Regions from separate parts of the Homo sapiens genome. Here all the other regions are linked to region 2. A link is a loop called in an ENCODE intact Hi-C map of the cell type or tissue named here. Cell type or tissue: PC-9. All regions are shown on one strand. Each heading gives the region's core, and the rest is flanking DNA. Links, peaks and the distances in the headings are about the cores only.

The links. Peaks named below come from ENCODE experiments on the same cell type or tissue, not always from the same donor. Only the 100,000 strongest peaks of a DNase experiment are listed, where the experiment ranks them.
Region 1: it touches region 2 in a loop (6-fold over the local background); 26 of 110 quality-filtered maps call a loop at or near these places.
Region 3: it touches region 2 in a loop (7-fold over the local background); 4 of 110 quality-filtered maps call a loop at or near these places.

Annotation. Positions count from the first base shown.
Region 1 is chr5:148,730,084-148,737,319 of GRCh38, forward strand. No RefSeq gene overlaps it. Among named protein-coding and RNA genes, the nearest start is that of HTR4, 79 kb to the left of the region's middle. In PC-9, for the core only: CTCF peaks have their summits at 3,682 (motif pointing right), 3,886, 4,697 and 4,903; a DNase peak (open chromatin) is centred at 3,708; H3K27ac peaks cover 623 bases.
Region 2 is chr5:149,261,353-149,269,658 of GRCh38, forward strand. No RefSeq gene overlaps it. Among named protein-coding and RNA genes, the nearest start is that of AFAP1L1, 6.4 kb to the right of the region's middle. In PC-9, for the core only: CTCF peaks have their summits at 3,539, 4,388 (motif pointing right) and 4,601; a DNase peak (open chromatin) is centred at 4,499.
Region 3 is chr5:148,999,139-149,006,374 of GRCh38, forward strand. It overlaps SH3TC2 (SH3 domain and tetratricopeptide repeats 2), which reads right to left. Exons shown (of 17, transcript NM_024577.4): 17 at 1-5,764. The coding sequence ends at 5,573. Among named protein-coding and RNA genes, the nearest start is that of MIR584, 60 kb to the right of the region's middle. In PC-9, for the core only: a CTCF peak has its summit at 4,045 (motif pointing left); DNase peaks (open chromatin) are centred at 3,123, 4,093 and 6,173; H3K4me3 peaks cover 427 bases; H3K27ac peaks cover 4,000 bases.

The DNA.
Region 1 (7,236 bases), core at 2,179-6,178, 530 kb before region 2:
CCAAACTAAATCTACATGAAGAAAATAAAACATCTCTTCTTGTAAGGACACAGTCATATCAAGGATACTCCCAATTTGTATTACTAACAGAGCACATAACTTACATCCTGATCTGAAAACTTTAGCAGGATTTTACTGACATCGTGGGTTCAGAGCTTCCCTGAGTGGAGGGAAAAGCAGGCATCTGTCTTACATGTATGTGATGTAATGTGTCGCCAAAGACTTAAGGCTAGGAAAGCAGTCCAGGAGGGCAAAATAAGCCTTGAATTCCCTGGTGAAGCATGATGAGTGATGTACAGAGGAATTTGGTAAACAGCAGGCTGAAAGTTTATGCTGGCAAATGTTACCTCCAGCAGCAAGACCCAGTATGAGAGACAAATGAAACATCCTTGGCAGCAAAGGCAGGTTTCTATTATCTTTGTTGTAAGGAGGCTTATCCTTGGGTCACAAAAGTCTGTCCAGGGTAATGATTCAGAATGCCATAGGGAGCTGCCAACAGCAAGGGCTGAAGGGAGGATTTGATTCATCTCTTGCTGGTATTGCTTCTCTTGCGGTTTCAATGCTAGAAGTGAAGTATCAGTGACAAGAGCTTGCTCTCCTGGAGAGGTGTTCAGAAGGCACAGGAGCCAGCAAGGTGGGCTCCATTTCAGGTCTTCACCATTTATGAGCTGGGCGGCTGTAACTCTGGGCGAGGTGTTTCAAATTTCTACCTGCCAGCTGGAAAATAGCACAGCGAATGGAGGATCTGGGCATGCTTTACTAGTTTTCAAGCTTGGATGACGGGGGGATTGGCAAAAGTGAACACCTAAGGGGAGATGGATACAGATGGCAAGACAGAGAATCACGGGACCCCTTTTACAAATGAGTAGCCCCCAACTGTCAGATAATTTGAGCTCGGTTTCCCTGCAGTTTGTCCTTTTCAGATTTTTTTGTAAAAGTTTAAAGGAGCTCCAGCACAATTCATTTGACAATAGTAACTATTTACTGTGACTACTTCCAATTGTGGCCAAGATCTGCCCTCTAGTGGTCTGACAATTGCAATGCCTCTTACTATTACATTGTTGAACTTGGTAATTTTCAACGGTCGGGCGACCCCTGTTGTCATAATAGTCGTATCTCAGTATGTTGAGCTAAAAGAAACTTCAAAAATCATCTGGTCTGTTTCTTTTCATAACTAATTCCTCCCAAAAATGCACCTGGCTCTTGCTTTAACACCCAACTCCACGTAAAGATAGCAGAGCAAAACAGGATCACAGAAACTTCTTTCCCCACCTGATGAAATGGTTATTTTTTAAGCCAAATAATACATTAGCGGCTAGAGAGGAAAGGGTACTGCTTGAATCATAAGGTTTGGCATCCATGAAAAGAAAGATTCTGATATGACTGGTACAACTTCTAAGGCCAGCCCTTCTCCCAAAAGCAAAGGTAGTCAACGAAATACTGAGAATTCAAAAGAATATGCTTTAATTAAAAAATAAATAGAAAGCCACACCCACCTCTGAAACTGATTCTTTGGTGAGGAGAAGACACGATAGTTCCAGATAAAGTGAGAAAGACATCAAGGAGAATCCATCCGCGTCATTTTACAGAAACTACAAACAAAACTGCTCCCTGTTAAGCATGAGCAAAATGAAAAGAAACAGTACAAAATTATGCAAATCTGCTACTACAAAATAAGTAGTAAGCAAGAAAAAGGCAAAACAAAACCAAAACCAAAAACCCTCAGGAAGAAAATAAAACTCAAAGGTGAAGTGCAAGTTCTTTTTGAACGCTTAATTACAGAGAAGAGTTCATTAAGAATATCAATTCAGTAAAACAGTACCTCTAAGATAAATTATAAAATAAAGAAGATGGAAGAAGACATTGTGGAGCTAAGAAAAATTGAAAAACAAAACAATGAGTTATAAATGTAATAAGTTATAAATTGCAAAGGAGAGAAAAATGTAGCTGCAAATGTCATGGAGAGATGGCTGGGGACAGTCATAGAAAATGCAGGATGAAAAGACAAAGCAATTAAAATAAAGGTAGATACAGAGAGAAAAAATTATCCAACGTGAAGACAACTGACATCCTTAGAGTACAAGGAAAGAAAAAAGAGAATTCAAAGATATAACCTAAAAAGTTTTCTGAAAAGAAGAACGGTATTAATGGATAAAAAAGAGGACAATTATGTCAAGAGAAATTGATACAGAATGGTCTAAATTGGGAAATTTCCTGGTTAAACTGTTAAGTGTTAAGAATCCAGAAAAAAATTTGACATTTAGGCAGAAAACGGCAAGTCAGCCCCTATAGGGGGAAAAAGTCAAGTGGTTTCAAGGCTTTGCCATGGCAACTCCAGTACCAAGGGACATGGAGTAATGACCACCAACTTCTGAGAGAAACAACATGATTCAAAAATATTGTACCAAGCTAGGGTGTCACCAAGCATGGAGATAAAGGGCAGATATTTTTTGACACGCAAGAGCTCGGGAAATATAATACTCATGAACTCTTTTTGAAACAAAACCAAACTACACACAACTGGCAAGTAATCCCATCGAACAAGAGATGAAAAATAATAAAGAACTCGAGTGAAAAAGCTGTGATGAAAAGAACTCATGTGGAACACCATGTTTATTTAATTTCACAGCTAAGGCTAATCCTGTGTGGCCTTGAAGGTAGTATAAGGGAATGTATCATTAAGTCCTAACAAAGTGAAAATAATATAAGCAAAACCTGGAAAAGAGTGAGATGAAAGGAAGAGTAAACAGTAATTATCTTATCTTTTGTAACAGGGGTCAGCAAATGACAGCCTGTGGGCCAAATGTGGCCCACTTCCTGTTTTTGTAAATAAACATTTATTGAAACACAACTACATTCATTCATTTACGTATTGTCTCTGGCTGCTTTCACGCTGTAATAGCAGAGCTGAACAGTTGTGACCAAGTTCTTTTAGCCCACAAAGCCTAAAATATTTACTACCTGACCCTTTGCAGGAAACATTTGCCGAGAGAGAAAAGCTCATTAAGAATATGAATTCCGTAAAACAATACCTCTAAGATAAATTATAAAATAAAGAAGATGAAAGAAGGCATTGCAGAGCTAAGAAAAATGGAAAAACGAAACAATGAGTTATGTTTTGTAACACTATTTTACAACACTGAGACAATCTATAATAACTAAAATTGAAATGTGTGGCTCAAAAAATGAGTCCGTTTTTAAAAATGCTTCAGTAATGTCTTTAACTTTAGAGGGATCTCTACTGAGGACGTTTTTATCCAACAGGATGTGTACATATACAGGCACAGAGAGATGTCTAAAGTAATATTCATCAAAAGTACTTGTTACTCCCACATGGTAAAATATGGAGTAATGTGTTGCTTTTGTGTTGGTGTAGTGTCTGATTTTTTTGTAATGAGCATGTATAATTCTTTAGAAAACAGTAAGAGTAATTCAAGTGATTAATTACTCTTAAAAATAAAAAGGCCAGTCGATTTCATCTTCAACCCAGCTTTCCTAAGAACAGTCAACCTGTTATTTGGGAGCTTCCTCAGGCCCCCTTCTCTTCACCTCAAAATTTTGGTATGAATTTTGGAAATGTGATTGGAGGATTCCTGTATATTCCATAATTAAGCGTCGGGGAGTTTTCTTTCTTCATTTCCTAGATTTGCCATCAATGTGGATTAAGAATTACTTGGAACAGCAGAGGGCGCCCTGCTCCATGTTTATAGGAATGTAATGTAAGTACCTGACCAGTACTGCCGTTTGGAACTTGTGTGAATGAAAGCCAGTAAGTGATCGCCTGTAGGACTCAGTTTCCCCATCTCCCACACCTTTCTTCTGCCAACCCATCCCCCACACTGCAGAACAGATCATGCCGCCCTTCTGACAGCAACCCTTCTGTGACTTCCCTTTGCACTCAGAATAAATTCTCAACTCCTTAACTAAGGCAGAAGAGGCCCCCACACGATCCCGCTCCTGCCATCTCACTCCATGCTCCACATTACACTTGATACCTCCACTACGCTGGCATTTAGTCAGTGTCTAGACCATATTGAGCTCTTTCCCATCTCTGGGCCTTTGCATTTGCTGTTTCCTCTGCTGAGCAATTTCCTCTCCCGAGCTCTTTGCATTTTTAAGGAATCTTTCTCAATGTTTGTCACCTCCTCAGAGAGGCCCTCCGTGATGACCCTACCAAAAATCTCACCCACTTTATTTTCTATCACAGCACTATTTATATTATCTTACTTCTACTTCTCACAGTCTGTGATTGTTTTATTTGTTACTATGTTTTGTCTGTCTCTCCCACTAGAACCTAACTTCCACAAGAGCAGGAAGCTGCCTGTTTTCTTCATTGTTACATCTTCAGCATCAAGCGCTTAGTAAGTACTCATAAATATTTGTTGAATGAATGAATAGACTTGCAAGATGTGTGTCCTGGCTGCTCTCTCAAGGCTACTATAAAAAGAAAAAGTGAGAAAGTTCTTGTGGTGGGTCAAATTGTATTTCTCTCTAAATTTATGTGCTGCAGACCTAACCCCCAGTACTTCAGAATATGATTGTATTTGGAGATGGGGCCTTTAATGTGGCACTTAAGGTAAAATGAGGTCATATTGGTGCACCCTAATCCAATTTAACTGGTGTTTTTATAAGAAGAGCAAATGCAGACACACAGAGAGACACCAGGGGTGCACAAGCACAGAGAAAAGACCACATGAGGCTGCTGACTTCAAGCCAAGGAAATAATTCTCAAAAAAGCCAAACCTGCCCACACCTTGCTCTTGACTTCCAGCCCCCACAGCTGTGTGAAAATAAATTTCTGTTGTTTAAGCCACCCACTCTGTGGTACTTTGTTATGGCAGCCCAAGCAAACTAATACACACCTTTATAAATCAAATAGTAGTAAGCAAAAGTGACAACTTAATATTTGAAAGAGCAATGATTAGGCATTAATGGTGGATTGAAATGGCAAGTTATGTTACAGCTATTCCATTGACGGAACAGAACTTGAGAAGGTAAATACTGAAGCTGGAGAGGCAGGGATGACTACATATTTTGCAGAGTACAGGGCAAAATCAAAATGTGGAGTTCCTTGTTCAAAAGGCAGGAAAAAAGTGCTGTTAAAGATACAAAATATAAAACTTTCTCTTTATTCCATGGCTTCTTTCTCCACTCATCATAGTGTTTTTACTTTGCTATTTATGTAGCTCTAAGAACAATTTAAAATTATCAGCATCAATTTTACCACTTGTCTTTATATTGTAGAATATTAGTTTTAAAATATAACATTTAAATATTAGTTTAAATGTCACAGCATTTAGCTTGATGTAGAAGCACTGAAATTACATTTTCTGTATCTGGTAGCTCACACATGCATAGGTATTGCCTCCTCATCAGAACTGTGGAAATGCTGCCAAGAAAAACAAACTCAACTGTGTTTATTTTACTTCTTGACATGTGCATATTCTACCAACACTATCTTCAGCTTACTGGCGAGGAAGGAAGGAGTAAAATGAGAAGACACTATAGGCCATCCACATTTCCCTTTCCTTCTGTGTCACCATTTTCAGCCTCAGTGGGTGGCTAACACAGGGAAGTAACATGAGTAAGAAAGGATATGAAAGGGATCCTTGGTCATTTGTGTTTCTCAGAATGCCACTGAACAGAAAGCATGGCCCCTGGGGGCTGTCAGTGTCCCCATTTACCCAGTAGATGTAACACACTCTGTATTCGCTGTGATTCTCACTGCACTCCATGTGTCCTGGGTACAGTTGACTTCTCTGTCCAGGGCATCCTAAATGTTATATGTGAGTGGGGAGGCAAGGAATGGCAGTGGACCCATAGATTACACGTGTTTCCTCTGATCCCATGCATGCTCCACTGTCTCATTGGACTTTACCTATAGAACACAAGTTCAAAGAAAAAATTATTCAGGATTTCAGGACGGCTACAGCAGAGCATTAAACCACATGCATGGCCCTCTGAGTGTGGGTCCCTGTGCAACGCGCACAAATCATGAGCTCTTGGAGCCAGCCCTGGAGAAAAGTGAAGCCATCCTTCAAAGAGCAAAGAAAGTAAATGGGTCCCAGACTGCTTGCAAGCTAATTCCCAAAGAATAAATATCCTGCGGAGGTCCCTAAAGCCTTTCTATAGAGAAGTGCCAAAGTGTGGTTCAGTACCCCACCCTTAGCAGGAGACACAGGAATTAACAGTCATGTGCTATTGATTTTCACGTTGGCACGTATTATCTCAGGTTCTATGGGATTTGCAAGTGAGACTGAGAACCTATAAACATATAAAACCATCTTCCTAGGGAAATTGTGTTTCTGAGTTTCCAAAGACCAACTTGCAAATCTTCTTTGGGAACCCACTCTATTTCTAGGTAAAAGCTATTCACACCTGGGAGTCCTGGGAGGCCATTTAGCTCTTAACAAGGCAGAGGCCAGTCAGGCACTTTACTGAGATCATTAAGAGACAGGTGGAGGCAACCAAGTACAGTGGGATCCCTGGGCTGGAAGTCGGGAGACATGGGTGGGAGGATGACTCTGATAGTAAAGTGTGTGAACTTAATCAACTTGCTTTCAAACACAGAGTCTCATTTCTCTCTTTTGTGAAACAAGAAAGTTGGATTTGATGGTCCCCAAGGGCCCACACTGGGCTAAAAATAACCAAAACCAGGAAAACTTTCTGACAGAGAAGGCAGAGAGAAAAAAAAAATGCCAAAGTCACATGGAAGAACTTGGCAGTGAAAAATGAACTGAAGACGCTTTTAGAAACCTCTGTGGGCTGGTTCCCTTTGCAGGTCTTCTAAGTCCCCTGGATGTTGAGGTCTGACTTCTGCCAGACCAGAAGAGTATGACCTGGGCAGGGTCTCCAGCAGCTTCTCCAGCTCACCTGTCCTCCTGCCCACTAGCCTGGGCAGTGCCTTTCCCCTGTCACTCTCTAGTCCAACTTTGGCCAACTGGTGACCCTGGGCCAGAGAAAGATCCTGAATGACTTGGGACCTCTTGAATGTTTTTATCACTACCCTTATTGCTGTTAACACATTCCTGACCTCTGACCACCTTAAGTCTCTGGGAACTTTGGTGGAAACAAATCAAACAAGTAGCAATAGAGTGTGGAAGAAAGTAAGTGGGGTGAACTCCTGAGATCTAGCTTTGGCCTGATATTAACAAGTTGAGTGACCTCAAACAGATCCTTTTCTTCCTGGATCACTGGATTTTGTCTTTTTCCTTCACTTGAGTGAAGTGAATTCTC
Region 2 (8,306 bases), core at 2,032-6,031:
ATTTGGCATTTTCAGCCTCAACAGGGGGAACCAGGCCCTCTACTAACAAAGAAGAAGGAAGCAGGGCAGAAAAGGATGGCCTCTGGGTGACGAAATCACAGCGCCTCTGCCACAACTGCTGTGCCGTTAAAGAGCACATCACGTCCCTTCTCTCGTAGACTCACAACACACATTGCCGAAAGTCCTGAGAAGTCCCACCATAGTACCTTTGTTTAATCCAATATTTTATAAATGAATTTAACATAACCTCTGTTTAAGACATGCTGGCTTACTGTATTTTATCTATTCAAAGATGCACACTTTTTTCACGTTTCGACATCTCTGACGATGAGATGTGGCTTAGAATTAAAAGTAGCTCCTCTTCTGAGCTCTCATTCTGCGATTCTTCAATAAGAACCAATGCTAACTTTCAGCCCCAACATGGCCCCTCCAGACAGGTGGCTCAAATGTGCAAAAAGATAAGAATGCATTTTTGCTCCCTGCCTACACATGCACCCAACAAATATTCATGAGTGAGCATCTCCTGCCAGGCAGGAGCACTGAGGATACAACAGTGTGGAAGGCAGGAATGGGCTTTCCTCATGGACTCTGGTCTAGAGGAGAAACGAATCATAAATAAGGCAACAGAAAAAGAGCTGGCACATGAAGATAACTGCTACAGAGACAACAAATAGGTACCATGAGAAAGAAACTCACTTCGTATGCTAATCAAAGGATGAAAACTAAGTACCTGGGGAAAAGTGGGGTTGCCAGCATTCTTGGCACAGAGAACAGTGGATGCAAAGGCCCTGGATTGAGCAAGAGCTTGGCTTATTGGAGGAACAAAAAGCACCAATGAGGCTGGAGTGGGGCATATGCAGGGGAGAGTGAGATTAGAAGCGGTGGGAGGGCAGGCAGGGGCCAGCCATGCACAGAGTCTAAAAGGACTCCTCTCATCCATCCAGGCTTTGTAGAGGGTGTTTGGCTTGTGCTGTGGTTGTCAACATGCTGGGTGTAGGAAGAATTGTTCCAAGCGTTGCCACTCAAAATGTTCCTAACCAGGAACATTGGCATCACCCAGGAACTTCTGTGAAATGCAGAACCTCAGGCCCCACCCCAACCTGCCCAATCAGCATCTGTATTTTCATAAGATCCCCAGGTGATTCATACACATGGTGAAGTGTAAGAAGCGTTGCTCTCACCCATCTTCCTTTCATGAATAGACATAACATTTTGAGTCAGACTGTCTGAAATTCTAGAAGGGGGCCTTTCCCCACACATGCAACCCGTTTGGACACTGGAGATCAACCTTACATCAATAAAGCAGAATGTGACTTTGGAGGCCACAGAAGGTAATGCCAATAATACAATAGTTGTAATTCGCAGCCACGATACAGGCTGACTGAGCGTTTGAGCAGATCAGAACAAGCCAGCTCTCCTGTGCCTGCAGCCCCTCAACCTCACCAGGCACCCAGTTCATAGACATGGGCACCAGCTGTGGAAGATGTCAGCAGCTGCAGCTGGCCACAGAGCCAAACGTGGACTAGAAGGCTGTTATTCAGCACTGTTAGCAAAATTCAAGGGGGCAAAAGCACTACTAAAATTAATAGCAATTAACCTTCACAGAATTTTGCCAGTTCCGTGTGGAATTAAGTTTTAAACGCATTATTCCACACTGGACTTTGAGTTGCTAAAAATCTTGACTGCACAGTGATAAACACCTACCTACATACTCAGCTATGGGCAGCGCCAAGCCACTCAGGAGCCCTGCAGCAAGACTCCAAATGAATAGAGTCCAGGGGCTGTGCAGATGAGGGTCAGCCTCTCCCCAACACTCACAAGCCTTTCACCTCTGTACTTGGCCTGGTCCAATATGATTGGCCCAGAGACAGAGACGAGAGAAACCAAAGGCCGGAAGTCACCATCTATGGTCATCCTCAGGGAAAATTAGAGCTAAATGTGCAGATAAATGAGGCTTAAAATTGGCATGACTTCTGTGTCCATAGCCAGAAGTATTTCCCTCTCGGGGGAACTATCCCGGTGCTTCCCGGATTTCAGTCATTCAAGCATCACCTTCATGATTTCATCAAATTATTTATTTTCTTAATACTATTTACTTGATATTTTTCTTTCAATTGACATGTATCTGATGTTTCTATTTTAATGCCAGTGAAAAGCACAGGTTTGTAGGACTGTTTATATGGGGTTTTTTGCTTGTTTGGTTGGTTTAGCTTGTTTTGTTTAGTTTTGTTTTTTAAGAGACAGGGTCTTGCTGTGTTGCCCAGACTGGAGTCCTGTGGTGTGATCATAGTTCACTGTAACCTCAAACTCCTAGATTCAAGCAATTTTCCTGCCTTAGCCTCCCGAATAGATGGGACTACAGGCATGTGCCACCATGTTCAGCTAATTTTTATTTTTAATTTTTTGTAGAGATGAGGGGGGGTCTCACTATGTTGCCCAAACTGGTCTCGAACTCCTGGCCTCAAATGATCCTCCCACCTCATCCTCCCAAAGTGCTGGGATTACAGGCATAAGCCACCACACCCATCCTGGTTATATGTTTTTATTACAAATTCATATAAATTCATAACTCTCCAAATATGTTGGTCTGTGTAATATCTAAACATATATCACATTTTCACCAATTGTCTGAATTCCACACTTTTGGAAATGCTGTTCTACCTGATGGAAAAGGGAGGAGAGAAGGTATTTGTATTCCCTGTACATCTTCATGATAGCTGGTCTTCGGGGAGCCCAAGAGAAACCATCTGAAAACGCTGCAGAGAGAAGATAACCCAAAATTCTTTGACAACAAACAGGGCTTGCTGAACCACAGCTCGCCTGACAGCCAAGACTCTCATATACCAGTGGTATCCTGCTGGGGCATCATATAGACAGGGGGTCCCTGGACCTCACTAAGGTTTTCAGTGGATACAGCCTCTCATATTCCCCGCTGCTGAGGGTTGTAAATCCTTTGCCTCCAGGTATGCTGCCATGAGCTCCAGCAGGGACAGTACAGCGTCATGGGTAAGGGCACATGGTTAGACGCATCCTCCCTCAGGGCAGTCTCAGCCTTGCCATTTGCTAGTTGAACGGTGTCCTCACCCTCCCATTTCATATTTGGAATCCCTAACCCCCTAGTACCTCTGAATGTGACTCTACTTAGACATAGGGCTTTTAAAGAGGTGACTAAGTTAAGATGAGGCTGTTAGGGTAGGGCCTGATCCAATCTGACTGGTGTCTTCATAAGAAGATTTGGACACGTGGTGACAGCCAGGGAGCCCATGCAGGGAGGGACGGCCACGTGAAGAGACAGCAAAGGGGTAGCCATCCACAAGCCATGGAGACAGGCCTCAGAGGAAACCAGCTCTGCTGGCAGAAATTCTGTTGTGGCAGCCCTAGCAAACGAATGAAATGACATATGCAAAATAGAGGTCGCGGCATTTAGTTGATAAAGTGGTGTGCTGCAGGTGCGCGCCTGGCTGCAGGGGAGGCGTGCGTTTCACTGCTCAACACCTCCCTTGGGCTTAGAGCCTGTGGTTTACCTAGAGTATGGGGGCCTCTCTGGGCCACTGCTGGAACTGCAGGGAGAGAGGCTGCCTTTCTCACCTGGAATCTCCAGGTGTAAGGAATTCAGGCTTTGCAGCTGTGTGGCCTTCTCTGCCACAGATTGGAACAGACGGCCTGAAGATGAAGACTAAACAGAGGAGGGCAGAGCCGGGAGATGGAGAGAAAAGAGCGACTGCTCAGTTTGCCTTCCTGGATCCAAGCTTGGCTTCAAACCAGCTTCGCCCCTTCAGCTACTCAGCTACCCTTTGAGCTTTTTCATTAAAGCTGGTTGGAGTTGTGATTCTATCACTTGCAACCAAAGAAGTTGTGACAGATACCCTGGCTCCCAGAGTGAATGAATATTGGCAGCGGAATCCCGAATGTGTTCCTTTGCTGTCTGTGTGAGGGAGAATGACCACAATTTAAACAGTGCAGGCATGTGCTCCGATCAAAGCGCGCAGTGTGACATGAATCACTAGGGAACACATAGGAAGGGTAAAAGCTTGCCTCAGTCTGTCACTGAAAAGTGTTTGTAGGGCCCAGACCTAGAGCCTTCTGGTTTTCCAAAACCTCCTTATGGATACAGAATTCCTTGTCATACAAAAGAAGCGTGACTGCCTCCCTAAGGCACAGGGTCTTGCCCACCTGGATCAGGACAAATTGTCCATCTGGCCCTAGCAATCTGTCATTGTAACAAAATAATGGGACTATGTAACGTTTTTAAATGTGCATACAAAACACCACTCCTTTGCAGACTCCGTGGGTAGCAGCATTTGGAGGCCTGGTAGTCCTCCCATCCGGGAGCACTGGGAGCTCCTTCAGGGAAGGAGGAACCTGGCAGAATCAGTTGCATTTCCAGGGGTTGGATTTATATAAAACTCCCTGCAGGGGGCAGCCTGGGTATGTGGCCACGGTTTCAGCATCCCTTAATATTTTTCCATAAACATCTGACGAATTCTTCAGAGGAAACCCACACTGATTACATAATAACCAACACTTCTGACCATGGCTCAGACACTGTGCTAAGCACCTTACAGATCTCATTTAACCCCCTGGTACTACTTTCATCCTTATTTTACAGATGAGGAAATTGGGCCCTTGATAAATAACTCATCCAGTGTTTCACAGCTGTATGTGGCAGAGCCTGCACTTGATCTTAGAGATGCCTCACCCAAAGCCCGTGCACTCGGCTATATCATACAAAATCTCCTCCCTGAATATACTGCCAGCTGGCATTTGAAGAAAACGTACCATGTGCTGGCATGGCATCAGCCACTCCACACTCTACATGCACAGTTACACTGAAGCATCACAACTGCTGTGTGGGGAAGATGTTTGTAGCCCCAATTTTTAGATGAGGAATCTGAGGTTCAGAGCGGTTGAAGATCGTGCCTGGACTGTGCAGGGGCGGGGCTGGGTAACACTCAGATCCACCTTGTCCTAAAGTCATGCTCTTCACCACTGTGTCCCACACACTGAACAGAGTGGCTCAGGTGACCTCATATCAGGGCATCACTGCTCCTGGTTCTGGCTCTAAGGCCTTCTGTGATTTCAGGTAAGATTTCTCCCCTTCTCTCAGCCTCAGTTTCCCCAACTGACAAATGAAGGGACCAGATGGGCTAATGTCTCAGGTTTTGGGGGGCTTTAAAGCTTTTCTAGCTCCAGGTTATAAAATCCACTTTGGACCTCTGCAACCTGGCACCAGCCTGCAGCCACAGATGAAGCTAGGGGCGTGCAGCCCAGATCTTCAGAAGAGAGTTAGTCCACGCTGCAGTGTTAGGAGCTGCACACCCTCCTCAGGCCTCAGCGTGGAGGCCCCCAGCTGGACAGACCCTCCAGATGTCTTCATGGGTCCCTAATTTCCCTCAAGTTTCCACATTGGGGCCTGGGGGTGGCTATAGTCCAGATTAAGTTCACAGGGGTGTTTTAGTTGGCTACTGCAATGTTTAAAACAATTGGAATTCATTACCAACACTTTTAAATCAAAAGAGATTTCTCACTGAAATCTAGATTTCTGGGTTCTGCTGAAAAAGCTGAAGATTGGCCACTCCATTTCCAAGCTGACTGGTGACTGGCCCCTCAGACGGAGCAAGAGGGCTCCGCTTTGCTGTGGCCCCTCCACTTGCATGGCCTGCTTCCTGCACACCCTTCCCTGCCCGGCCCTGTAGGTGCTTCAGGGCACGAGCCTCGCTTCAGGAGCCTAAGATCTCGCTTAAGGAGAAGAATCCAAAGGGATGGAGTAAGCTTCATGCAGCATTTCAGCATAAAACAAAAGCTCCTTTTCCTTCAGACACAACCACTGGGCTTGGTTTTAACAACTGTGGAAGCTGAGCCCTGTTGCCTCCATGCAAGTAGGAGCCCCGTGCCCTGGAGCAGAAACCTGAAGGCGCATGGGAAGAAGGAGTTTTCATCCATCCATGAAACTCTTTCTCTTTCTCCCAGAAACAGCCACTGAGATCTCTATCTGCTTTCCGGGGCCCAGGGTGGGCCAGCAGACGTGTGTCATTTCCCTGGATAGGGGCTATAATGGCAACATTGTGCTAAGTGGAACAAGAGAGGTTTTCATTGCAGCCAGCATCAGGCAGACACCCGATCAGAGGGCTCTGGGGATCACCCCACACAAAGGAGCATGGGAGAGGGGCCCTGAGCCAAGGAGAAGCCACACATCCACAGCAGCACACAGGGGCTGGGCAGCACAGCAGCATGTCTCCAGAAGGCCTGGTCACAAGTTCATTTCCCCCTGCAAATAAATAAGCAAATACGACAATCCCAGAGGACAAATGGGACCCCCAGGACACATGCATTAATAGAAGCCAAAACTGGCAGGCCTTACACACCCTTGAGTATGTTTTCACTGACTCATTCCACAAATACTATTACCATTTACTAGGTGTTTGGGCACTGTGCTAGATTCTAAGGATCTAGCAATGAGTAAGACAGCGCCCGCTCTCACAGCATTTGCAGTCTGGTGGGGGACAGGGAAGCATAGGTAAAGAAGCACATAAGAAATTATGTACTATTGACCCAGTGGAAGAACTGAGATTCACACGGCAATGAAGTTGACTTAGGAACCCAGATCTGAGCACCCATCTGTTGTTTTTCTTACTCTTCCTGAAGTCTCCTGAGATCACTGCAGGCTCAGTGAAGAAGGCACCCCAAACACCATAATAAGAAATCTGGACTCTCCGCTGAGGGCCCGGGGAGCCATCACATATTTTTAAGGGGGTAGTTGCACGGTCTGATTGGGATCATGGAATGGTCGCTCTGTTGGCCATGGTGGAAACAGTCCCTAGAGGTAAGGTGACAGGTTAGGAGGCTAGAGTATATTTCTCTCCCTGGAACAAATAGTCCTGAGCCTCCAAATTTTTCTTTCCCAGGGTTTCCCAGTTCCACCTGATAAGCGAAGAATGAGACTAGGGAGTATCATTTGTTTTCACAAGACAGGGAGCAGGAGGGAGTTGAAAGCTTTCTTCCTGGTATTGTTCACTAAGGCTAAATTTGATACCTTCTTACAGAGCTGGAGCTCCCCACATAGCATTCTTTAGACAAAATCCAGGCAAACCTGGAAAACTTGGAAGTCAGCAAAGTAGGTAGTGAAAAGGAAGATATGAGGCAGATTCTAAAAATCCTTGCCAGAGAGTTGCACTCAAAATGAAATGGAAAGGGGAAGAGAAAAGCAGGTATCACAACCTTCATTCCTATCCTTGCCCTGATGCTTATCCCCCAATAACCCACGATCCAGCCAACCTGAACTGCTTCACAGACACGTCCTGCTGCCTTTGAGCTCAATGTCTTTGCTCTCACTGCTCTTTGCCCATAATGTTATCTCCTCATTACACATTCTCAGTTGCCTGCCTTCCAAATATCTGTCATCCATTACAGCCTCCATGATTAGTAAAAAAGTCTTACTTTGTCTGATGGACTCCAAGACCACTTTATTTCTCCTCTGGTACTTTTCATACAATAATTTATATTATATTATTTTATACATGTCTGTCTCCTCTACTAGATTGTAGATTCCCTGAGGGTGAGAATCATTCCTACTTAGCATTTCTTCTCTCAATAGAAACTTGCACAGAGTGCAATCAATATTGCCTAAGCGAATTTATGGGCAGTGTGGATTGTTAGTTTTTATGAGGAATATAGAACTCACTAAAGGAAACATACAGAAAAAAAAAAAAGTTATTCCTTGTCCAAACCCGCAAATAACTTTTTCATCCATCTCAGTTACTCTGACAGCAACCAAGCTGTAGACAACTAGTCAACATTGCCACCTAGTGGACATTATGGGTAATTATTTAAACCAGAACCCCTATACCTTGCCAGCAACAATTTTTTGTTGATTCTCAGAACTGTGCACAGACTGTGTTCTCCCATTTCTATATCCTTCCCAGACCACAGCTCAGTTAATTCCACTCCATAAATTATTCCATTTTCCTTAGCCTTTTTTACTTTTTCGTTCCAATTCTCTGAATATATCTCCAAAGTCCTTGAAAGTTTCTGAAAGTTCTCTAAACATCTCTACAGGCTCATGCCTGTCATCCTAGCACTTTGGGAGGCCGAGGCCGGAGGAGCATTTGATCTCAGAAGTTCGAGACCAGCTTGGGCAACATAGTGAAACCTTGTCTCTATCTTAAATATTTTTTTAAACATTATAAAAATAAAAATATTTACAAAAGCCTCCGTCTGTTTTTGCAATAGTAACATTTCATACTGTTTTTCTAAATTATTTCAAATGAAATATTATGTTTTTAGAAGAATTAGTGAGCTAGCCTGAG
Region 3 (7,236 bases), core at 2,179-6,178, 260 kb before region 2:
AGGTCACTCAGTGATGAAAAGGAGAAAGAGCTTCAGACCCAAGTGTCCCTGAATGCAGGACCAGGGTGCCTGGCCACACCTCCAGGTTTGGCTGCACTTCTCAATGTCAAGGCTTACATGCCTCCAAAGATGGATTTCCTTTTTAGCCATTTCCTTGTCTATGACATAAGTAAGTCTGATATAATTCTGACAGCCCTGGGCTCAGGGAAGTTAATTAATTTGCAGAAGGTCACACAGCTAGTAAGAAACAGATTCTAACCTAAGTATGCCCAACTCCAAAACACATTACATTGCCCCCACCTGAGCTGCCACCTGAGTGAGTGCAGAGCCCATTCCCTTGAATTTCTTCCTTCTTTGCCGCTTGTCCACACATCTCAATGGGAGCAATTAAAAGAGGAAAAGAGACCAAAACTGACAAGGTCATGAAAAACAAGGAAAGGCAGAAACCGTCATAGACCAGAGATGCATAGGGAAATATGGCAACTAAATCCAATGTGGGATCAGAAGAACATTAGTGGGGAAAACTGTTGATATCTGAATCAAGGCTGGAGTGTTGTGTTGCAATCGCCAAGTCCTAATGTGTTTTCTACCTTCTCCACTGCTGCCCTAATCTAGTCTCATGCTGCTTCTAGAATCATCTTTCCAAAGCACAAATCTGACCATGTTTCTTTCAACTGCTTATAATCCTTCTATACCTTCCCCTCAACCTCCAGGTAGAATCCAAACCCTCTTTGCTTCCCTGAATCTGCTCCAGCCTCACTGCACTCAGAGTGACCTGTTCTCAGAAAACATCACCCCCTGTCCACCCTCTGGACCTTTGCTTGACACATGCACTGTCTGTCAATACCAACCTGCTGGTCTGCAGTTAGAATTAAGTAAGTGTCCCTTTCAGAACTCAGTTTGGATATCACGTCCTCCAGAAAGCCCTTCCTGATGCCCGTAACCCTGTCTGGGTAAAATCCCTTCCCCGCAGTGCCTGTAACATCCTGTAACTAACACCAATCACAATGCTTCTGATACTGAATCATATTACATAATATATCATTTGCCCCTTTCCTGTCACCCAGCTGAATCCCCACTTCCCTGAAATGTGTGCCCAAACCTGGCATTGAATGACACTGACCCTCCTCAGAAGGAGCTCAGTCCTCTTCCCTGCTTACTCCATTTCTCTGAGTGTGCAAGGAAAAAGTGGTTGTTGCTAGTCTGTCATCTACACTCTCTGCCACTTATTAATCTCTCTGTTTTCAAACAATGCCAGATAAGGCCTAGGCTGGGTGCTTGCAATGAGCAACAGGACCTAGCTTGAAGTTAATGCATTATTTTATTTTCATTGTATTTGCCATTATTTACATAATTCTGTTTATGGAAAACAATACAAGTTTTTCTTCTATATAGACTAGTCATCCCTTATAAAAATAAGTTAATATGAGTAAAAGAAGTAAATCAATTTAGAAAATGTTTTGTAAAGGCTCTTTGGTGCATATCGTGATAAATGCATGCATACATACACACACGTGTACATATACACACACAACTGTGAAGGAAGCCCTGAACAGCAGAAATCCTGTCATTTGTGCAACTAAGTCCTTGAGTCATGAGACCCCCGCCTCAAGTACCACTGTCTTTGCCACTAACTACCAATGTGTCTGGGAGAAAGTTACCCTTCTGTTCCTCAGTTTACTCACCTGTAAAAAGAAGATAATATAATTGAGCTATAAAAATATATTATTTCATCTCTCCAATACTATTTCTCATCCTATTCATACAGTATAAAAATAGCACTGCTGAAAAACCCAGAGGTGAGGTTCTTTTATCAGAGGACAAATATCTGAGATGTGTAGAGGTTAAGTGACTTGCCCAAGGTCGCACTGCAATTTAATATCAAAATCAAGACCAAAATACAGGTTCCCTTTAGTGATAGGCTTCCTGATCCCTCATCCTAACACCCTCCATTCCTGCATATTCCCTTCCCCAAATAAACTTCTGCCAAATGAGGTGCATTATATTTACAAAGAGGAAGAAAATGAACACACACACACACACATACATATATATACACATGCACAATATAAAGGCATCTTAAAATAATGGAAAAGCAAATAAGAAAAGGACAAAAGCAATATTGGATTTCAGAATGTTAATACTGTTGGACAGGGAACTAGTATACCTGAAAGCTGAGAAAACATGTTACAGGGTTTTCCACAATGTTGCAATGCCCTTCTTGTTCTTTATTTAGATTAGATGTAAGGAGCCAGCAGTCACACAGCCCATATAAGATTTGAGGGAACAATTAGAATAAAGAGGGTAACTAGATCATGTTTGGCTATGATACACTTATTTTTTTAAATGTTTAAGTAGAGACCAAATCCAATCACCACTTTACTCTCTGTGGATCATGAAAAAAAGACAGCATCAACATGTTTCCAAAGGGAATAGCTGGCCCACATTTCAAAAATGAAAATTTTAAACACTTTTTAAAAGAGTTTTAGCAAGCGGTTTACATATAGAATGTAGTAATTGCAATTATATAGCACAATGTTTTTCTTATTTTAAAAAAATAGTCTTACCCTTGTCTTTGGAAACATGCTAAACATTTTTATAACTGACCTGGTTATGGGTAAATTCATCAGATTTATAGGTAAATCAAAGTGCACAGAATTGGGAAATTTTAGCTAAAATTTCCAAGGAGATGTAACATGGATAGAAACAACGCTCTTCACGTATGTGTGTGTATGTGTATGCATATGCAAATGCATGTGCATATTTGCAGCAATTGAGAAAGATCTGTCCAAACAGAAGTTCAAGTCAGAAGACACAGAAGTTTCAACTGATTATAAAGCTCAATGGAAGCCAAGGACAGATGTGGCTGCTGGGGAGAGGAAGAATCAAATTAAGTATAGTAACATCCCTCTGTACTCTTCACCCACCGGCCAATATCAAAAGCCTCATGCAGTTGTGGGAACTGCTCTTTCAGAGAAACAGAAACAAATCTGGCCAGAGGAGAGTGAGTGGTCAGTGGGAAAAGGGAGGGGATCTGTAACCTGAGTCAGATGGGGAATGGCCAGTGGCATGGTTTCCAGGGCTGTGTGAGCCTTCTTCAAATACACGATATGTAACTGTTCTGGAATGTGTGTGCCCCTGACTGTCTCCCAGGAATGTTGTTGAAAGGACTATGCACGGGAGATTAGACTGAATAGCCTCAACCGCAACGTCCCTCCCAGCTTGGGGCTTTTACAGCTTGTGGTGGGGGCAAAACCACATCTATTCTCCATGGTAGTAGATTAGATAACTTTACTAATTAGACAACTGGAAGCTTCTCCTTCCTGGAGAATACTCTCTAGAGTAGACAGCCTTTTGACAACCAACCACATCTCTAAGAGAAAATGTGTGCCAATTAGTAGACAACCTTGATGACTAGAAGATGCAATGGCGGCTCAACTCACCACTCCCATCTCACCCTTTCATACAACCAATCATCTGGTCAGCCCAAGAAGCTAGAAATTAAGGGCAGATGGTCTGATAATAAAAGCTAAGCTGATGGGCATCAGATGCAGGGAATTATGGCTGGTATCCTTGTGGTTCACAGAAAAGGAGCAAGGGTGAACCACCTGCATCAGGCTTGCTTGAGTTGCTTTCTAAAAATGCATGTTCCTGGGATACATCCCAGATCTACTGAATCAGAATTATTAGAGATAGAAACCAAGAAGTTCATGTTCCACAACCTCACCAGGTAATAGTTATGCACACTATCTGAGGGCTCTTGCCCTGCAGTGGTGCTTCCCATACTTTAGGGTGCATTAAAATCACCAGGAAAGCTTGGACGAGTCAGCGTTCTGGGATCCAGAGATTCTGATTCAGAGATCATAGGTGGGGCCACAGATTTTCATTTCAAACAATCTCACAGGTGATGCTGATGCTGCTGGTTAGTGGACCATATTTTCAGTTTGCTGAAATTAGAGAATTCCCAATTTCATTATCAAAGAACTCAGATACTGTGGTAGGTCACTTCTGAAATGATCCCCAATGATTCCTCACCATCTGGTATTCAAGCTGTTGGTAAACACTCCCCTCTTGTGGGAGCTAGACCTAGTGACTCATTTATTATGAATTGAATAGGCAAGACTAAGGAGATGTCACTTCTGTGATCAGGTTATAGAAAGAGTCACTCCCTTTTCTCCTGCTCACTCTGGTTCTTGCTCCTCTTGTTTGCTCCCTCTAGTGAAGCATGGTGCCATGTTGTGACTGCCCTGTGGAGAGGCCCACGTGGCAAGTGGCTGCAGGAAGCCTCTGGCCAACAGCTAGCAAAAAACTGACTCCTAACAACAGCTGTGTGGGTGAGCTTGGAAGCCCATCCTTCTCTAGTTGAAGTTGAGATAACTGCAGCCCCAGCTGATTGCAGCCTGTGAACCACCCTAAGCTGGTGGGCTCAGCTAAGTCATGCTTGGATTCCTGCCCTTCAGAAACCATGAGATTATAAGTGTTTTAGGCCACTCAGTGTGCTATGCAGTGATGTTATTAATAGAGATGCTTTGTAAAGCAGCTGCCCTGAAATCAATAAGATGCCTTGTAGTTGGGTATGGCACATGCCTGTAGTTCCAGCTACTCAGGAGGTTGACACTGGAGGATCACTTGAGCCCCGGAGTCTGAGGTCGCAGGAAGCCCTGACTGTACCACTGAACTCCAGCCTGGGCAACAGAGGAGAAACTGTCTCAAAAAAAAAAAAAAAAAAAAAAGACATGTATTGGTATTCTCTCCCATCCATCAAGTCCTCCATCTCATCTGCCCCCATTGTGGATGAGACAAAATGTGTGTGTAAATGTAACTGGACAATATTTAATCATATACACTATTTACATGTAATTTATGTCATAATTTTCTTAACATTCAATTTCCAAGCCTTTGCTCTTGGAAAGCTTCCCTGGAGCTTCTGGGAGGTTATGTGGGAGCACAGCCTTATGGCAGGAGGAAGATGGTGAATCCAAGTCAGGTTTCGTGCAATCCATCTGGCCATTCTGAGGCTGTGTCTTTTGAGCTAAGATCCTGGTGAATTCTCTCCTGTCAATCCCTGTGAGCATGAGGAGTGATACATACTTTGGTTCTGAAGAAAGAAATGGAAAAAACTACAGGTTCCTCTGCTGGCAAGGGGAAGGGGTCTTTCCCTGAGAAAATCGGTGAAGAGCACAAATTCCAATCTGCTTGCCTTTGCACCAGTGCAGTGACTGATTTCCTCATTGGGGGAGGAAGGAAGGCTCCTGGAGGGCAAGATCCCTCATCTTCTCCAGAATTATGTATGGAGAAAGTGCTTTTCAGAGGCTGTTTGTGTGGAAGGCAACAGTCAACCGGTAAAGGCTCCAGATGCAAAGCCTGGAACCAGGAATTCTCATCGCTGCACCATCAAATCTTTCTGTGGCCTGCAATGAGCCCTTCTCCTCCTGGACTTCATTCTTCTTCTTGTGAAATGAGGGGGCTAGGCCAGGTAAGGACTCGGACCCTCCCAATGAGTATTTAAGAGCCTAGGGCAGTGGGGTCAGAGTCTGGCCATGCCAAATGTCCAGAGACAGGACAGCTTTCCTCAGAGGGCCAGGCCACCACCACTCAGCCACCGCGCCCTCTCTGAGGAGCACCCGGAGGGCCTGCTGTGCCACAGGGGGCTCTGGCAGATGTTGTCCAGCCTGCTCCTAATGGTGTCCTGAAGCTCCTCATCACCCAGCAGGACCGCTGCTGCCAGGGCCAGAAGGAAGTACTCAGTGGCATCATGGGCATCCTAACCCCGTGGTATGGGGGCAAAGAAGAGACAGCATTAGCAAACACTTCCAGGACAGGCTAGGAGGCTGTGCTGGCCACTCTAGTTTTTTTTGTTTGTTTGTTTGTTTGTTTGTTTGCCCAACATCCAATCCCCATCTCCTGAGTCCTTAGGGAGCCCCTCTCTCCCTCCACTGTGGTCCTTGGGACATTGCTAATCACAGTGCCCTGCACTCCAGGCACAGAGGTGGTCCCTTACTGAGGCTCAGCCAATCATGAAACATCATTGCCCTGGGCACAGTGCTTCAGGGATGTGTACATGACCCAAACTTGGCCTACATCTGCCACTCCCTGGGACTTTCCACTGTGTCTCAATAAGGAAAATAGTCCCTCTGAAGTGGCAGGTTCAGAGGTGGACTTGAACCTGCCAGTAGCTAGAAGGGGAAAAGGCCAAGAAACAAAGCAAAGTAGAAACATACAGAGTCAAGGAATACAATGAGAGGTGGGGAAATCCCTGATGATGATTGAGAAACAGGATCCAGAGCTATCTGCAGTTAAATTTGTAGCTCAGCCTTCACATTCTTTGAGCCAGTAAGTTGCCTTTTTTGCTTAAGGAAGTTTGAACTGAGTTTTTCCCTTTACAATCCGTGGAGTTCTTGGTTGACATGATCAGATCACACACTTTGTCCCTGAACCACTTACTGGGAGCTATGGGGCAGAGGCAAGATGGCTAGAGGGTGCTTCACTACCCCCGGCCCTCCCTACATGGTAAAGATGAGAAACAGATGCTTCTTTGGGTGAGACTCAAAAAGGCTGCCTGGTTTCCATTAACCCTCATAAGTCAGTAATTAATTCAGGCCAGAAGCAAAGCCTGGCAAATAAGAAAAGGACAGCAGAGCTGCCCTGAGGGTTCCCTGGGGGCCAAACACAGGAGTGACTCAGAAGCCACTATATTAAGAGATTAAGGGTTGTGCTTCAGGGGACAGGGACCTCTAGTAAAAGGAAGCCAATCCTAGGGACACAGTTTGGGGGTCAGGGTTGTAACAGAGATTTGCAACCAACACAACTCTAGAAGTCACCAAAATAATAAGAAGTTCTGGGGTGGGCATAATGGCCTACTACACCTGTAATCCCACCATTTTGGGAGGCCAAGATTGGCAGATTGCTTGAGTCCAGCAGTTCGAGACAGGCAACATGATGAAACCCCATCTTTACAAAAAATACAAAAATTAGCCAGGTGTGGTGGTGTGCACCTGTGGTCCCAGCTTCTGAGGAGGCTGAAGTAGAAGGATTGCTTGAGCCCCAGATGCAGAGGCTGTAGTGAGCCAAGATTGAGCCATGCTACTCCAGCCTGGGCTACACAGCAAGACCCTGTCCCAAAAAAAAAGCAAGCAAGCAAAAAAAGAAGTTCTAGATTCAGCAAGCAAGAGAAGCAGGGATAAAACCTTCTTAAGATCTAAGTATACTTAGTTTAAAGGCCCCATACCTCGTTAT